Linked DNA regions of Homo sapiens: region 2 is linked to region 1. A link is a loop called in an ENCODE intact Hi-C map of the cell type or tissue named here. Cell type or tissue: B cell. All regions are shown on one strand. Each heading gives the region's core, and the rest is flanking DNA. Links, peaks and the distances in the headings are about the cores only.

Region 1 (9,246 bases), core at 2,281-7,280:
TCAACTTGCACCCTTGATCTGTGTTGTCCCATCCTAGCCTGCTGCTACAGCGGGTCAATGATGAGACCCACTCTCTTGATCATCCTATTGTCTCATTTCCAATGTTGATATTTATTAAATACTATTTAATGGCATTGTTGGGATTAATTCATCTTCCCTCTGAATTATGGACTGAAATTTTTGAACTATAAGATACATACTTTTTAAAAAATGCCTGTAATAACTTAAGTACAATTACCATGGCTTAAAAAGTCAATTTGTTTTCATTTTTTACTTTGACTTTTTGATACTTTCACAGTTCATCAGCATATTGGAGATGAGAAATAATTTTGATTAAATGCATCTTTTGGTTTCCTTAAGAAATATTACTATGACTATGCATTTATTAATGTTTTAAAATCCCTGAAGTATGTTTATTCTATTTGCCTAATTTGCCTATATTTGCCAAATAAAGATCTCGTCTTCTGAAAAACTAAATAAATGTATCAAGTATCAAACATTAGGTTGTACCAAATTCATTTTTACTGAACTAGGCTTCTTAATTTAAAGCCTGAGTAATATGGCTTTAGTTATTGCATACAATACAATGTGATGATTATCATTCAGGCTAATTTTACTAGTTATTCTAAATATTCAGATAGCAGGAATTACATGGTAACAGCGGCAGAAAGTTTTGAGAGTAGATCATTGTATATATAGGATAAAGTAGTGTATATGTAGGATAAAGTTTTGACAGTAGATGTATATATAGGATAAAGTTTTGAGAGTAGACCAGTGTATATATAGGATAAAGTAGTGTATATGTAGGATAAAGTTTTGAGAGTAGATGTATATATAGGATAAAATTTTGAGAGTAGATCAGTGTACATATAGGATAAAGTTTTGAGAGTCGATCAGTGTATATATAGAATATAGGAGAAATTCTGTAGGCTGACATCATAGGATGTAAAGCTGGATAAAATGGTAGTAGAAAAGGTCATCACCTAAGTAGAAACTGTAGCCATAGCATATAGAGTTGATAATCGTCTTACTTTCCATTATTATAAGTCTTCAGGTGTCTGAATAAGTCTATGGAAAATCCAGATTTTACCACCTGTTACCTCTGATGGCTAGGATTGATTACTAGTGATTTTTATCTTTTTCTTTTATTGCTTTGCTGTACTTGTCTACAATGTATATTTAGTTTTTGTGTGGGTCTTTGAAAATGTTAATTTAAAAACCTCTTTGGCATACCATAGTATTTTTTCTAAATTTGTAATTGATAAATTAGGATCACTCAACTGACTTCATAGACTTTTGCATTAGAAAATTTTAAATGCAACTATTTTCTTAATCAGAGGATTATTTTGGTGAAGTTAGTATGTGAGGGAAATGGATAGAAATGTAAACATGGAATACTTTGAAAATTACTAGCTATGGCATTCTTGTCTTTGCCATCCCCAGTAGTTACTGTATGGGGCACTTTGGATTGCCCAAGGGAATTAGTTTCTATAGGGCTAAATATCAAGGGCTTGGTGACAGTAGTTTATTTTGCCATCAGCAAGATTAGTATCTCAGCATTCTAGACCTCATAGAATTCCTATAGCCATTTCAGAAGGCTGACTATATTGACATCTGACCACTTGGTAATTACAGCCTTAGCATGAGAAGTCACTGTCCAAGGTGAATGGTATTTCTTACGCATTCTAAATATCAGGAATATCAGGATTACCAGGGCTGATCCAGAGTGTCTGTCAAATTCTCCAGACTGCTGACATCTGACCATTGATCAGTAGCTTCATGTTAGCATTTTCACTGTATCCCAAACTTTAAAAATCCTGAAACTGGACAGGTAGCCTGGGATTTGGGGAAAAGTCTTACTACATCTTATTGCTAAATTTGAAAGTTAAGAGTGGTTTAAAAATTATTGCTGTATGAAAGAAAATTGTCCATTTTTCTGATTCTATGACCCTTGTCCCCAAGAAAATTGAATAAAGGAAAGCTCTTGTTAAATTCATACAAGGGTATATTTCTGTCCTTTTTTCCTATAAACATTGGGAGTGACTAATTGGAGTTTTCCCATCATATTCTACAAAGTCAAAAAGTAAAGGAGGGCTGATTACTTATTAGCTTAGAGTATAATTATCTAATGGAATGGAAAATTCCTTGGGCAATATTTGACAACATTGAGATGAATGACTTCATGATGTATACTAATTGTAATTTATAATCATGGCTTTGAATGCTGTTATACAAATCTCATGTATTGAGGAGTCACAGCAGATGTATTTATGTAAATAAAGGCAGGATTTGATTTCGTTAATATTGTCTTAGGGATAAAAACTAAGGTCAATGAATAAAAGTTACAGGAACGGAAGGAATAATTTACCAGAAAATGGGGTTATCTTAAAATACGGAGTGAGCTTTCACTGTAGGTGGTGAATTCCTTTTTTCTGAACAGGACAGTTAGTATTGGGACAGGTAGCCTCTGATGTTACTCCTTTACTGAATTTTTGCTACGTATTAACATTGTAGACATAAACTCAAAGGCCTCTCAGTACAGATAAACTCAGTTTCATTCAAATGGAGAGTGGAGCCTATGGCAAATTGAAGAGAATGCCTGCTCTGCCTAAAGTAATTTAAATTCAAATAATAAATAAACTCCATTGTGCTGGCTAAATAAAATTTATTATCTGGCTAACCGTCAGATCCACAGTGGTAGGCATATTCATATGCAAGATTTTTCTCTTGCCATTAAAATCTATATTATTCTGATTTTATCCATAAAGAATATGAGATAAAGGAAACTGGGTAATTTGTCTAAGGTCAAATAGCTATTCAGTGGAAGAGCTAGGATCAAACTCCAAGTACATTATATCATTTAACCTTCCTGATAACACAGACATTGAAAAGTTAAATCACTTATCTAATATACCCAACCTGTTTTTTAAAAAAGCCCCAAGCTGGTATATTGGCTACTTTATTCTAAGTCAGTTTGGGTTCTTTCATTGACATCTGTTGGTGGTGATGCTATTTTATAGATGACATCATGGGTCCTTGGGAAGGGTGATCCACATTCAATTTCAGGCGTGGTGCCATAAGGAAAATGAGAGAGGGATACACAGACAGAGTCAGAGCTTTATTTAAACAAAATAGTTGACCACAAATAAGATATGGTGAGCGTAGTGAGCTGAAATCATGTCTCTCTTCCAAATTTATGTCCAGCCAGAACCTCAGAATGTGTTTGGATGTGGAAATAGGGATCTGTGGAGGGATTTAATTAAGGATCTAGAGATGAAATCATCCCAGAATTTAGGTGGGCCCTAAATTCATGTCTTGTGTCCTTTTAATAGAAGAAACAGAGAGACCAACTAGCAAAGAAGAGCTAGCAACACAGAGAAAAAAGCCATATGGAGACAGAGGCAGATATTGGAGTTAAATGTTGCCACAGCCAAGTAATGTTGAGGATTGCCAGCAACCACTAGAAACTAGGATAGAGGCATGGGACAGATTTTTCCTTAAAGTCTCCAGAAGGAACCAACCCTATTGACACCTTGATTTCAGGCCTCTAGCCTTCATAACTGTGAAAGAATAAATTTCTGTTGTTTTAAGCCAGACCATTTTTGGTTCTTTGTTATAGTGTCTTCAGCAAACTAATATGGTGAGAAATTCTAAAAATTTACCCACCCTTCATCCACGTCTTCCCTCCCACCCATCCATATGCATATATACTTTCTAGCTTTGTGCCCTTGAAAATGTCAGCAGTAGAATTCTATTAAAGCATATTCTTAATAAACTTTTACAAAAATAAAAATATGTTACCTGGGAAGAGTAACACATCAAGCTATTAAGTATTAACATAATAGCAGAGTTCTTTAAAAAATGATGATTGTTTCTAAAATCCCACTATAGAAGCTCTTATGCTGATTCAAACAGTATTTTAACTGGATTTGAGTGAGAATATTTGAAGGTAAAAGTCAAGTGCTTCTGGCTATTAGTTTCTGAGAGTTGCAATTATTATAAATCATGAATATATCTTTAAAGCATAATTTATATCGTATTAATGTACTAAAACTCATGGTGATATAGAATACATGATTATAGTTTGCAGCTCAAGGAAAGTATTTTTAAAGCAGTAGATTTAAATTTAGTATTAAACTTGTTCTCTATTTTTCAAGTATAGTAGGACTACAAATTCAGGTGATAGCTGAAAATCTTAGAAGATAATTAAGCCTATATTTCTTACCACTTTAGGTTACTTGGAAGGGTAAATATTTTAATGGGTACATTTTCTATCTACTTTCTCTTCAGATGCTGTGTGCAGGCTTTATTAAGCATAAAGAAATGAACCCAGACTCAATTTATGACAAGTCTTTTTATTCATAATAGAATAAAGCATAATTTTTACTTCCTCTGCATAAAATACACATACATCTCCCATATAAATTTGAATTATTTTTTCTCATTTTCTTAGAGATGATGATTTCTTAAGAAGAATTCTAGCAAAACTTCTGAAATGCTATTGAGAGAAAAACCAGGGACCAAAAATGAATTTAGGTATTATTTCATTCTTTTAAGCTTGTCTTTACAAACTATTCTTTTGTCCTATCAGCAGAGTGCTCTGAAATTTCTGGCATATTCTTGTCTCGCCATTCTTGGCTTCTGTAAATACTGCTTCTGTATCACTGTAGATCAGCATTTCTCAAACTTGTACTATTAACATTTGTGCTGGGTAATTCTTTGGGGGGAGGTGGGCTGTTCTGTGCTTTGCAGGATATCTGGTTTTACCCAGTAGATGTCAGTAGCACCTTCTAGTTGTAATAACACACACACACACACCCGCACATGTGCGCACGCACACACACACAGACACACGTCTCCAGACATTGCCAAACATCCCTTGGGGTGCAAAGTCACCCCTGGTTGAGAAGCACTGAAATGTACATGCATTTTCTTCTTGATGTTAAATCTGTTAAAGGACTTACTGAGGATTTTGGGATTGTTAGATTCTTTGATTTCTCCCATATCACTGACGTTACAGACTGCTGAAGTTTTATAATTAATTTCAAAGCCTTTTACACAACTTTAAATTTTGAGATTCAGAAAGCCTATGACTTATAATTCTCAGCCGGAGAATTATAAAAATTAGCCTAGACTCTAATATTCTTTTCATTTTATAATTCTTGTTTACCTTCCCCTGATTTAGGACTCATTAATGTTATTTTGCATTTTACTTTTTCCTTATTCTTCTGTCTAAAAATCTACTCTTAATATTTCCTTCTTCATTGTCTGGAGTTACAAACTGTCTAATCTGCTCCATGAATATTTCTAGTTCTGTGCAGTAGAAAAATTTGCATCATGCATTGTTTTTCTTTCCATTTAATCATTTTATTCATCCAGCAAGTACTTATTGAGCATTTTTCTAGAGTAAGATCCTGTGCAAGATTATGGGCATACAATAATGAATAACACTGTAACTATTGAATCAAAGATATGTTTTGACACGAACAAATTAAAAATATTTTTGTAGAGTGTTAATCAGACTTCTCTTGGCTTCATCTTCCATATAGCTCTCATCAGCTGAAATCTGATTATGTAGCCATTAGCAGATGTGGCATTTTTCTTCTTTCTGGCTCTCTAGTTTCGTTTGCCTAGAACTTTAATCGTGTTTATCATATGGCCTGTGGAAGCCTCTCCCTCCACCCCCAATGAATAACCAGCTATGATCTTTTTCCCACCTCTTCAGAGGATCCACATATTGGTCTCTTCTAAAAAGCAAAGTTTTATTTTTGTCTAATGATCTGGTCTGCTGAGGATTTGCTGGGTCGTCATGGCTGACAATAATACAATTGTTGAGTGAGTCACTTGGACCACTTTAGCAAATTAATTCTCAATACTCTGGGTTGTTATCATTATTTCCAAAATTGTAAGGACTTACCCATGAAGATATATTTGGTGTGCTCCTAGGTTTACCCACCTCCCATCCCTTGAGACTTATTTTTAGGGTTAAAAGACTTCTCTTTCAACATGCCTGGCAACGAAGAGTGATGGACAATAGAAAGATTATGTGAGCCACGTATGTACTTTTAAAATAAATAGTAGCCCTATAACAAAGATAAAAAGAAATTGTTGAAATTAATTCTGACAATATATTTTGCTGAATCCTACATATCCTAACTATTACCATTTCAGCAAACAATGTAAAAATCGTTAATGAGATATTTTACATTCTTTGTGATGTACTAGGTGAAATCCAGTGTTTATTTCACGCTTACAGCACATCTCAATTTGGACTAATCATATTGCAAATTTTAATAGTCCCATGGGGCTAGCAGATATCCTACTGGATGGCAAAGGTTTAGAATACTAATTTGATAGGTCCACCACACCCAAGGTACAGAAAGTCCCAGCAAAAGGGTTATGGTGACTTCAAGACTGATATATCTTCCCAGTCCAGAGATTTTTATCTTGTTGTTATCTTTAAAATTTTTCATTTTGTAATTGAAAAATCTATTTGAGTTTGCTTTCCATGGAAATGAAAGGGTTATTCCTGTTGGATTCTTCACCATAGTGAAGGTAATAGTTTGGGGTTTACACTATTATGTCCCTATAAAGCGTGCTGTACATCTCCTAACAAGACTGCCATTCATGTTCTCAATAAATCTTGCACAAGGGTATTAGGGTCTTTGAACTGACAATTGATTTACTGCCTGGAAAATTATTCTTTATTGATTTATATTACATGGAGGCGACTGCAAATCTATAGTGTCTCTAATCAGAGACAAAATACTAAACTGGGTGTCATTCTTACTTAGACAGGCAATTCCAAGTAGGAGAATTGGTTTCGCACCCCCAGGTGACATCTACATATTATTCAGTTATGAATTCCAGTAATCCATAAATTATAATAGATAAAGCAAGTGAGAGCAGGATAATTGATTTAAAAAAAAAAAAACCAAGTGTCTTTTGTGCAAACAAGTACTTTAAATGTCAACCCAGCATTCTTTTTTGGTGTGAAACTGGACACCTTGACTTGATTTTTTTCCTGAAAATTCTGCATCATATCTGGCTGGTTATTTACACACTGAAAATGCAAAAGCGTTTTTAAGTGAGTAAAACCTTTTAAATAGAAAAGTGCCGTAAGTTGATTAATCAGGTTAGGGAAGGTTTCTAAATACTATGTTAAAATGATTTACTAATTTCTGTGAGCTACTTCAGGAAGTTCTCTAAGATTGGGAAGGGTCTGAGTGAGATCACCTGCTGTCTTCCCTGCCTTTGCAAACTTCCTTTTGCAGCATGTTCTAATCAAGAGGTTTCTGTCCAGAAAATAACCTGAATTTAATTGAAATGAAAAGAGAGGAAACATAGCAGCGGGTAGATCACTGCTTGGGCAGAAAGCAATGGAAGATGTAGGAGATACATATATATATATATATATATATATATATATATATATATATATATATATATATATGAGATTTGGTTTTGTGTCAAGTAATTTCACTGAAAGGAAACTTGGATACAGTTTGTTATCTTGATCTCTTTTGAACCAAGTGCGTTTTAAATGATAAATGCTTTCTTTTGGCAGTTATGAGCTTATTCTGGGATGTGGAGTGACATGCAAATATATATTTCTGTGTGTATATATATATGTGTGTGTGTGTATATATATACACACATATACACACACATATAGAAATCCTACAGCTTCCATTATTTAACAGTCAATATTCCAATTAATTTAACAATATCCAGCTGTAGGATTTTGGGAGGATCTACGACCTCTCTGAAATTGTATGTAAAACATGTACATGTTTAAATGTCCATTCCCCTGGGGAGAGAGTCTACCTAACAGATTGTACATGTTTAAATGTCCATTCCCCTGGGGAGAGGGTCTACATAACAGACTGTCAAATTTATCCATGACCTCAAAAAAAATCTCAGATATACATTGCATGTTCCTATTTGAATCCATAGCACCAAGCACAGTGCTTAGCAAACAGCAAGTTTTAGTAAATATTTGTTGGATAAATGAATGCTTTCAAGTTGTGTCAGCGTGATAAGTGGGTTTCCTAGAATACTCCAGTTTGTCCAAAAAATATTTTTCACTTTGCCTAGCTTCTTACAATTCCGACCAAATGTAACCATTGCTCAATCAACGGTATAACTATGTGTATTTACAGGCAAGCAAAAATTGCCATTTGGGGTTTGGAGCTCAAGATTTTGATCTGATTATCCCAGGTGGCATTTTTCCATTTCCTATAACATTCCTTCCTGCTACTCTCATTTTTTTTTCTTGTCTTCTCTCCCAGAGCTCTTTCTCTTCCTTTGATGTGCCTCCAAAATGGGAGAAAAAGTGGAAGCTTGGGAAGGAGTTTTCTACCATAAAAAGTTAATGACGAAAGGTATCATTGTGACATCCATTCAGAGACGCTTCTTGTTTGATTCAATAAGAAATTAAAATCCATTTGTTTATTTAAGAGTCATACCTTGATTGTGGGCTTGGACCTGGTGAAATACACAGAGACCTTGTCTTTATGGAGCTTACAGTTTAATGTTGAAATAACAAAATACATATTTTTAGTCAACAGTGCAGTGGTTTGGTTTTGTATCAGGTAATTTCACTGAAGGGAAACTTAGATGCAGTTTGTTACCTTGATCTCTTTTGAACCAGCTGCATTTTAAATGATAAAAGCTTTCTTTTGGCAGTTCTGTGTTTATTGCAGGGCCTAGAGTGACATGCAAAGTCCTAGATAGCAAGAACTGTGCAGTTGAGTTTATTCTTGCTGGGTAGGTCCTGCTTTGAGGCTCAGGGCAATGGGTTAAAGCTTTGTGTGTGTGTGTGTGTGTGTGTGTGTGTGTGTGTGTGTGTGTGTGTGTAAACAAAGGCAGGCTACTCCTCTCTCCCTTTATTTTCCTGTCTTCCAACCTAAGACAGCAATAACAAAAGCACTCTCATTCCTGTAAATAGTATCCAATTCTGTACTTCTCTACAAGGAAGCACACATCTAGATCTTGTATTTACCATACAGTGTACCATCAGGTTTAGTATTTTTCCTCATTCGATTACTTTCTGTTAAAAAAATTCAAACAACAGAGATACTGGGTCTTTAAAAACTGAAAACTAGATTTTTTTTAGTCGTTGTAGACAAGCAGTTTAATGAAAATGCTACTGAAATGCTTTTTCCTCTATGAAAACTAGTAAATCAATTACAAAAGCAATTTCCTTACACAGTATGACTTTATTGTGTTTGACCAGGGCATTTG
Region 2 (9,246 bases), core at 2,485-7,484, 100 kb after region 1:
AATTCATAACCAAGAGTTTTATGGACATATTCTTGATTTGATCTTTACTTGGAGGCCATTTCTTACTTTCAGAACATTTTTCTCACTGGCAAAATTATCCTGGGTCCTCTATATTTTCTCTAAATTATGCTTGAAAAAGAAACACTTTTTCTTTAGTCTCTCTTTCCCTTCTGTAACTGATCATACATAACTGTAAGAAATCAATTGACACTTTTAATCTTATGCTTAAAAATCTTATCCAGATTCACAAATGTTGTTAAATGTACCACCACTGTGTAACACAAATCATCCTTTCTCTGGTCTTTTATAGGATTTTGTTCAATGCTTTCCAAACTTCCCTTAAAGGTTCCTCACCTTCCATCAAGCCTGTGCCTGCCACCCAAACCCAAAGATGATGCTTTGTCGTTCAGGTTTCTGTCACAGCCAACTCTAATTCCGGTACCAACTTCTGTTTTAATTCTCTATTACTGCAAAACAAAGCACACCCAAATGTAGTGGCTTAAGGCAGCCATCATTTTATTGCTTATTATTCTGTGAGTCAGGAATTCTTGGTGGGGTTTAGTAGGGACGGTTTATCTCTGCTTCACATGGGAACTATTGGCAGAAGAGCCTTGACTGAGGCTAGAGGACCAAATACAGCTCCATTCATGTGTCTAGGGCCTTAGTACTGCCTATGATGCTTTTCTTTCATGCGGCTTTTCTTTCCACATGGTCTCACATCTTTCACACTCTCTCTCTAGAATAATAGACTAGACTTCCTTGCACGGGGTCTGGTTTGCAAGAGTAAAAGTAAAAACTACAATGCCTCTTAATATCTAGGCTTAGCAATCTCGGAATGTTACTTCTACATTATTCTGTTGGCCAAAAATGCTTACAAGCTCAGCCAAGATCCAATCAGTGGTGAAATAAACTCTACTTTTTGATGAGATAAGTGACATGCTTGTAGAGGAACAGAAAAAATTCTTGACAACTATTTGGTAGACTGGTAAATTTTTTTCTATAAAGGGATAGATAGTAAGGATTTTCGGCATTGATAGCCACATATGGTGTCTGTGGCATAGTCTGCCTCCTCTCTCCCTTGTAACAATGCTTTCAAAATGTACAAACTACATTTAGTCCATCTGATGTAGTTTGCTGCCCCATGCTTTTGACTATATAGAAAACCTACCTAGTCCTTCTTAGTATGTTTTGCCTTATTAGTTTTACATTCTCATATCACTCTGAAATTATTTAAAAATTTATATTACCATTGTCCCCACTACACATGTCCTGGTCCCTAGTAAATGTTTAATAAACATTTGTTGAATGAATGATTTAATAACTAAATAAATGCATCAGAATTTATTTTCACTTTATCTTGTGGAGCTATCTTTTATTTTGATGGAGTCATTCTCAGGCCCCATTTAATGTTAGAATGGCTGCCAATAGCTCTAGGCCAAATACTTCCAGGTTCAAACCCAGTGCTTTTCTCAGTAATTGCAGAAAATTTTCAGGGTGGCACTCTCCCATGGCTCTTAACTGTATCAGATGCTCTGTTTGAAATTACTATAGCCAGGAAAAATGAGAAGGTCTGATTAGCCAAACTTACATCATTGCCAGGGATTGAATCATGAGCCTCCCTAAATGCATGAAATGAAAGTTGGTAGGTGTTTTCCAGAGGAAAATTACTTTACTGGACAAAAGATGAATAGATACTTTCTAGCCAAAATATGTCCAAATTGAAGCCGGTCCTGGTGGCTCACACCTGTAATCACAGTACTTTGGGGGGCCAAGGTGGGCGGATCACCTGAGGTCAGGAGTTTGACACCAGCCTGGCCAACATGGTGAAACCCCATCTCTACTTAAAAAAAAAAGTCCAAATCATAGACTTTTTTTTTTTTTTTTTTTTTTTTTTTTTTTTTACACCAAGCATATTGCTTTAGTGGACAGGAAACATCTTCCCTAAAGCAAGAACTTTCCATCAGATATCTATTTTCTCATAGAAATCTGAAAATCCATATATAATTATTTTCTACATACTGCTTAAAATCAGTGTATTTTGTCTGACATCTTGATTAAATTTTTTTAAAATTCAGATTATTGCAAATCAATTTTTTAAAAGGCAATGGGTGTTTGAGCATATATATCCTACTCTTACCCTAATATCTGAAGCAAAAATAGGTGTAGAAAACATCAGAATCTTGTCTGTTCCTATAATAGCTCTTACATTCATACAGCTTCAGTTATGACCCGTTTCCAGCCTAAATTTTTCAGGCCAGATAAACACAGAATAGATTCCCATATTCCAATTTTTAATCACTTGGCATTGTTTGCCTCCATACTTTGCTAGGTTGGCACTTCATTTGTATATTTTGGGTAAGAAATTTCTTCATTCAAAATTACATATTAATTATGCCCTTTCTCAAAGATTGCGTGGATAACAATAGGAGACCAAAGATGTGGTTTCCAGTATCATTTAGAAAACATTGATTGCAAGTTTTTACCAAGACTGTTGTAGGTTTTTCTAACAACCAATTTGGAAATGCAGGCAGAGTTGACTAGATGGTACTATTAGCAAACAGCCAAGACTGATGAAATTACTATTTTGGAACACCTCTTTGCAGCCAATTTAGAATCAAAGCTATATTTCTGAGGAATTGCATAAGTACCAGTTATTCCACGTTATTTTCAAGGCAGTCTGCAATATTGTTACGTGCTTGAGCTCCCTCTGTAATTTTGTACACAACAAAACGAGAATTTGTTCCTTTTTGGTAAACACTAACATTGGTGAAAATAAATAAACAATAATTTCACTCCTACACTCCCCTTGTTTTATCCACCCCCCCATCTTTAAGTAAACATGTATAGAATTGGGATTATAAACAGCCCATCAGAAAATCTTTCTCCCCTTTCCTCATTCAGTGATTTACAGCACAGCAGGTATGTATTTCAAAGTGACATGCACAGAGACTGCCGAATAGTTTTACACTAAAGCAATGTAATCTATGGATAGCTCACAGTAACTTTATTTTATAGTAAGTTCTTGTTTTCTTTTCGTTTTCCTATCCCTCTCTTATTTTATGATGAATTCCAAGTCCTCCCCAAGAAGTCACCATAATCACATAAAGACATAAGGAGATGTACATTGTTTTAGTTATCTCAAGAGTTGAAATGAATTAACACTCCATATTGATTATTCTAACTTCTCATTCTTCCCTGAAAGATATTTGATGGTTCCTTCTGGTAGACCCCAATGTGTCATCACTTTTCCGTCAAGCGCTGGTGCAGCTTTGTTTTTTTGTTTGAGCCATCTGATCTAATCCATTCTGTCTTCTTATATTGAAATTAACAAGGCATATACCCTGAGGCATAGGCCTTATCTACAACAGTGAGGCACAAATGAACTTGAACATGAGGTCAATCAAGTGCACAAAATACATCACACAGTTTTTCCAAGGCTCACGCTGTGTCTATAATTGCCCCTTGTTCTGTCATTAGAGCGCCCTTACAAGTCATTATTTTGAGTCAGCAGAGCTACAGGGAGTATTCTTCCTGATGGTTAGTATAAACTTGAATTGATAACATAAATATCTCCCAGCACAAAACACAAGTAGCAGGTATTTAGATTAGATCTAATAAAGTGTGCAGCTGTTCAGTCTCTTTATGAATCTCAGCTAAAACAATAATCACATCTTTCAATATGGGTTCTCCTTCAGTAGCTCTGTGAAAGAGAAGCTATGTTTTTCTAAATGAATGGACATATGCCCTATTAGAATTTGCCTGTCTGCTTTTATCCTAGATTGTTACTGTTTTTATTTGGCCAAGACCAACATTATTCACATTTCGTGGGATTTTTTCCTTAGTCAGCATGGTATAAAAGTTATTCCACTTTAAATTAGAAGCATCATTTATTCATGTGTTTTGTGGAGGGAGGAGGTATGAGTTTAATGCCAAAATTATATACCAAGTTTGTAGCCTCAAGCACATTTTTAGAAGTATTACCTTTGCTGGGAAAGGAGAATTCAGATGTCCTCCTCAAAAAATGGCAGCTGACAGGGCTCAGATGAGGCTGATAGAGAAGAATGCAATATTTTCTTCACGTGGATCTAGCCCCTGGACAAAAACAAAGTAATGGAAAGAATGGAGAGGGAAGGCCCCAGTGATTTGGAAATATCCATGCACTCAAATGAGGACACTAAGTTGTTTTTTAAAAAGTGACCATATTATGTGAATCAACACCGCTGAGGTCCAATTACTTGGCTTTGGAAAATATATCTTATCTCTTTGAATGTCTTTTCTTAATTGTAAAATGAAGGGATTAGAATGGAGAATGCAAAATAGTGGCCTGTGGTCTGGATCAGATCCATAGAAATGGTTGTGTTTGAGCTATGTCATTAAAAAAAATTAGCTGCTGATTTTTAAAAATTAGATTTCACTTTCTTAGGTTCTTATCTGAATTTCTGTATCAGTTATCTATTACCATGCTAACAGTGGGTAACAAACAACCTTCTATAATCTGCTTATTGAGTCTACTGGCCTGGATTAGCTTTTTTTCATGCAAAAGTAAGTATGAAGTTACTGCATAATTACATTGCTTAGATACAGAAAGAGTGGGGAGGGTCATTTTTGTCATCTACCACATTTTATCACATTTCATATGTGGCAACAATGGGTAAGTCTGGGTAGCAGCTACCAGCTTTAGATGATCATAAATTTGCCAATTTGTGATAATACCTACCCCCTCCTTATTATTTCTCTGAGACTAGGACCAATGATGGTTTGTCATTATCAGGGCACTTTTGCTGTAACTTTCCTTAAATTATATTCTGTACCCATGCCTTTATGAAAAGCGGCCACAAGAGGCACAACAAACTAGCCATATCTTTTTTTTTTACATGCAGATTGCTTCATTCACTTATGCTATTTGCCCAGACTCTGGCGTCATCTGAGTTTGGGACCCAAATGATTTATAATTTTGAAACAGTCTTCAGGACTTTAGAATACAAGTAGAACAAATGCATTGGAAATCTTCACACAGTCTGAATAAACAGAATGTTCATAATGAAACTGTAAAGTTTGTAAAAATATTCCTGCGAAAGCTGGAAAGAGCTGTTAGTTAGAGTGCAAACACACACAATTGATTTGCTCCATAAACATCAATTTAACTTCTACCATGGATAAATATCCATATCCTACAGAGATAATGGATGGGTTTTTAGAAAAAAAAGTGCTAATCCAGGCCAATAGACTAAAAAAAATAAACAGATTAAAAACATCCTTTTTGTTTTTTTCCACATTGCCTTGCATTATGTCTCTCCGAGAAAAGCTTTTGGGCATGAATTGCCAATATCTACCACAAAACATTTATTTTCTCTCTTCTTACTGTCCTCCAGGCTAAGAGAAAGATGTATTCCCAAGCGTTCTGTAAGTCTGTCTTTATCTCTCATTTCTCGCCCCTTTAGGGCCTCAGTCCATTTATTATTCATTGTATTATTCCTTCTTCTTCATGCAGCCTTTTGGATATGTGTGGATATGTATATATATGTATGTATATATACGTATACATACATATATATGCCTATATACAACTTTCTTTTATCACTATGATCACTCTAAGTTATATCATGTTTGCATGTTTTTGTGTGGTAGAGAAGAAGACAATTAGTTTAGGGTAAGATAATTAGCTATGGGGAAGTTAATTTGTTAAAGAGGCAGGCTTGTGGACAGTTAATCTACTTTCATGCCTCAGTTTTGTCATCTGTGTAGTTGGGGATAATGGTTTGTAATGTAAATAGAATACGACCCAAATCATAGTATTAATATTTGCTATTACTATTGTGAATATTACTGCTATTGCTGTTCATGTACCTGTCATTCCAGAAATTGTGTAGAAACACAAAGATAGAGTTAACATGATTTAGGTATGTGCTTTTAGCATCTTTCTATTCCTTCTTTTCACTTGTCCCCCAGCCCCCATTTCCTGTAAAAGGATATTTCTTTGTTTTGCCTCTACATTAGAGTATTTTACTTTTCTTAAATGAATATAATTTAAAAGCTGTTTTTCTCTCTAAAAATATACATACCAACATCCCACTCCATTGCTAGGCTTTGGGAGGAGACTTATGAGCGCTCCTTCCCCCATCCCTCCACACCCTGCTGAAACAGGAGAGTTCCCTTATCTCCCTCACAGGGCGTGTAGTGGCAGGGGTGTGGCCGGTTTCTTCAGTGCCCTGGTGCTCAAAGCCCTAGGGGCAACTTGCAGATGAGCAGATGGTGGGGAGTGTTTTTGGACTCCGACCCCATGGCAACATCTAGGGTTGAGTGTTCACAGCTCCTGAAGCCCCAGTGGGCGTGTGTTACAGTGTGCTCTTTCAGCCTTGCCATCTGCAGGTAGCTTGTGTTAATCAGCTCAATTAGACCCTCTTCCTTACCACAAGGACAGAGGGCTTTCTGTATCCTGGGTTCTTTCCCTTGTGTACTGGAAAAATCGGATCACACGGGGGCTTGGAGAATGAGTGCAAGATTTTATTGAGTGGTGAGGGTAGCTCCCAGTGAGATGGATGGGGAGCCAGAAGGGGGATGGGGTGGGAAGGTGCTCTTCCCCTGGAGTCGATCCTGCCCAGCGGCCAAACTCTCCTCCAGATGCCCCTGGCTGAATTGGCATCCACGTTGTTCGGCCATCACTGGCCTGCCGGTGTCTGCTGGTGTGTTCTTCTGCTCCTCTCAATGTCCAGCCGCCTGTGTGTGTGCCTGCTACGGTCCAGGGTTTTTATGGGCACAGGATAGTGGGTGTGGTGGGCGAAAAGGCAACATTTTGGGCACAGAAACAGAAATGCCTGTCCTCATTTAGGTCCGTGGGCACAGATCTGAGGGTGGAGCCCTCACCAGGGACCCCACCCTTCTCTACCCAGCACTTCCCTGCCCCCCGTCCGGTATCACTTCTAGAGTGAGGGAGATTGCTCTGTAAACCAGCCTAATTGCTCTCCAGGAAGCTCTAGCCTTGTGGTAAGCTCAAGGTTCCCTTTTGCAGTCAGTTTGAAATATGACACCCTGGTAAATTCTATGCTTCACTAAGGACATTACATTTCTCCCCAGAGTAGGAGTCCTGTGACCCTCGATCGTTTTAGTGCCAATACAGTGCCTTTGTGTGGTGGCTTCACCATCGCTAGCAAGGCCATATCAACCCTCTCTATGGCATAAACACATAGAGAGGGATGCATTATTGTTCCTTAGTTGGTGATTTTCAATGAGCAAATATAAGCATCCAGGACAGTTTATGTCCCCTTAGTATGTTACAAAAGACCTCTATTATTACCTAGAGCAGCGTGTGTTCTGCAGATAACCCATTCAGAGGGTTATTTTGCCAAAAAAACAAAACAAATCCTTCCTCAAATGTATTTGTGAAGTGTTGCAAGTTGCTGTCCTCAGAGTGATTTGATTACAAACAAAGGATCTCTGGCTACCAAGCCTGAGTGGAATTCTGTGGAAGGATATGTGGCAGCTCAGAGCACTGAAGGAGGCCTGAACCTCTAGGCCCTGGGAAGGAAGGGGAACCCCTTAGCAGGAATAAAGTAGTGATGCTTCATGGCCCTAAGTTTTACCTCTGTGTCCATCTGCTAAAAGTGGCACATTCCTCAGAGGGAGAACCTGATTTGCCTACACTGGGTCATTTTGAGACAGGCAGGCTGTCTGGTTTCCTGTTTTGCTGTGGTTTAGAGGAGAAGGAACAAGCCTCTTACCCAAGCTGTAGCTTACCCAACTTCCAGCCAATCAGCAACAAAAGACCCAAGAAGCCATTAACCTCAAGTCCCTGGTTTAGCGGGTTAGGGACTGCTCCAGGGTCCTGTCTGCGCAGTTCAACTTAAAGTTACCCCTCCCTCATTTTAATGCTAAAGATCATACCCAAGGATGGGGATTTAAAATTTCATTATGTTACATGAGATGTATGAAGAAACATGTAAGGCCACTATGCAAGCACCAGAGAAGCCCCTCCTATACATGCCCTGCTGAAACCCTTTCTTTCCCATAGAAAGGCCCTATAAAACTAATCTACATACTACCCTGAGGGAGCAGCCATATCTACTAGTTTAGAAAAGGGTGGTATGAACTGAACGCTCTGATAAAAAAAATCCCAGTGCAAGCAGCATTTTGCTCCCAAAAGGAAAAGTAGGGGTGATGAGGGAGGAACAGACATGCATGTATCACACACCTCCCTTTTGGAGTTTCACAATGCACATTTCCTCTGAATACTCTTGACAGTGAAGAAATCTGTTCAACAACATTTAACTTACCCCTTTTCATATTTTTTGTTTTTGTGTAGTATCTATTACCCTCAGAAGAAACTAGTACACCATTGTATACCCCCTGGAAATGCTGACATATCTCTTGGACATCACACTTTAATCTTTGATTGGATTCCTCCTATCTCTATATTGCTATTTCTTAATCCTTTGATAGGATTATCTTAACAGTGTCCCATTTTTAAAGATAACCACTATGGGTAATATGGGTGTTCATTTCTTAATCACTTTGAATTTAAAAAGTGTTTTTAAAGGTGCTGTTTGGGGGCCATCTGTCTTTCTTCCCTCCTCTGTGCCATTGTCCCGGTCTACGATGCTTCTCCCATTTCTGAAGTCCTTTGGAAAGTCGTTTGTACTCTCTGGCTCATCTTTGCACACTTCACTCTCAGCTTTGAGGCCATACACGAATATGGCTCCTGACAAAACCTTCTTTCTCAGGACTTTCTGTTTTTCTTGTTGTTGTTGACCTCGAACCCTTTCTTGCGTCTCAAGTGGACGTATTCTGTAAATACTGCCACTCACAGGGTGGCCCCCACTTGCCCTGCATCTCACTGCTGTCTCATTCTTTTGTGCATGTGTCACTTTACTTATTGATTATTTGATCTTTCTTCCATCCAGGGTACCTTAGATATACTTTTTCAGGTCGTTTCAGGATTTGACTTGTAATAGCAAATTCTGAGTTGACAGCAACTCTGGAAGGAGAGAGAGATGATTCACACAGATTATAACAGTAATAACTGTTTACCAGGTATGAGGCCATCCAGTAGTCTGGGGGATATAACTCAAAACACCAAATTTCAAAATACAGGCAAATGTGTGCATGACTAATGCTTGTTTAATGACTGCTTACTAATGCAATGGTTACTGTCAGGTGATCATCTAACTGGTAGGTAAGTGATGATCATCTTTTATGGGGGGGTTATTTACATCTATCAAGTTGTTTTCATAAGCCTTCCTTTAGGTTTCC

What was found. Peaks named below come from ENCODE experiments on the same cell type or tissue, not always from the same donor. Only the 100,000 strongest peaks of a DNase experiment are listed, where the experiment ranks them.
Region 2: a loop joins it to region 1, with 1.9 times the contacts of the local background. A loop is called at or near these places in 1 of 110 quality-filtered maps.

The regions. Positions count from the first base shown.
Region 1 is chr5:163,804,884-163,814,129 of GRCh38, forward strand. No RefSeq gene overlaps it. Among named protein-coding and RNA genes, the nearest start is that of MAT2B, 300 kb to the left of the region's middle. In B cell, for the core only: no CTCF peak of the experiment used is centred there; a DNase peak (open chromatin) is centred at 4,798.
Region 2 is chr5:163,908,873-163,918,118 of GRCh38, forward strand. No RefSeq gene overlaps it. Among named protein-coding and RNA genes, the nearest start is that of LINC03000, 380 kb to the right of the region's middle. RefSeq lists enhancers at 6,489-6,618, 6,701-7,247 and a silencer at 7,599-7,708. In B cell, for the core only: a CTCF peak has its summit at 4,852; DNase peaks (open chromatin) are centred at 4,829, 6,269 and 6,969; H3K4me3 peaks cover 2,076 bases; H3K27ac peaks cover 4,499 bases.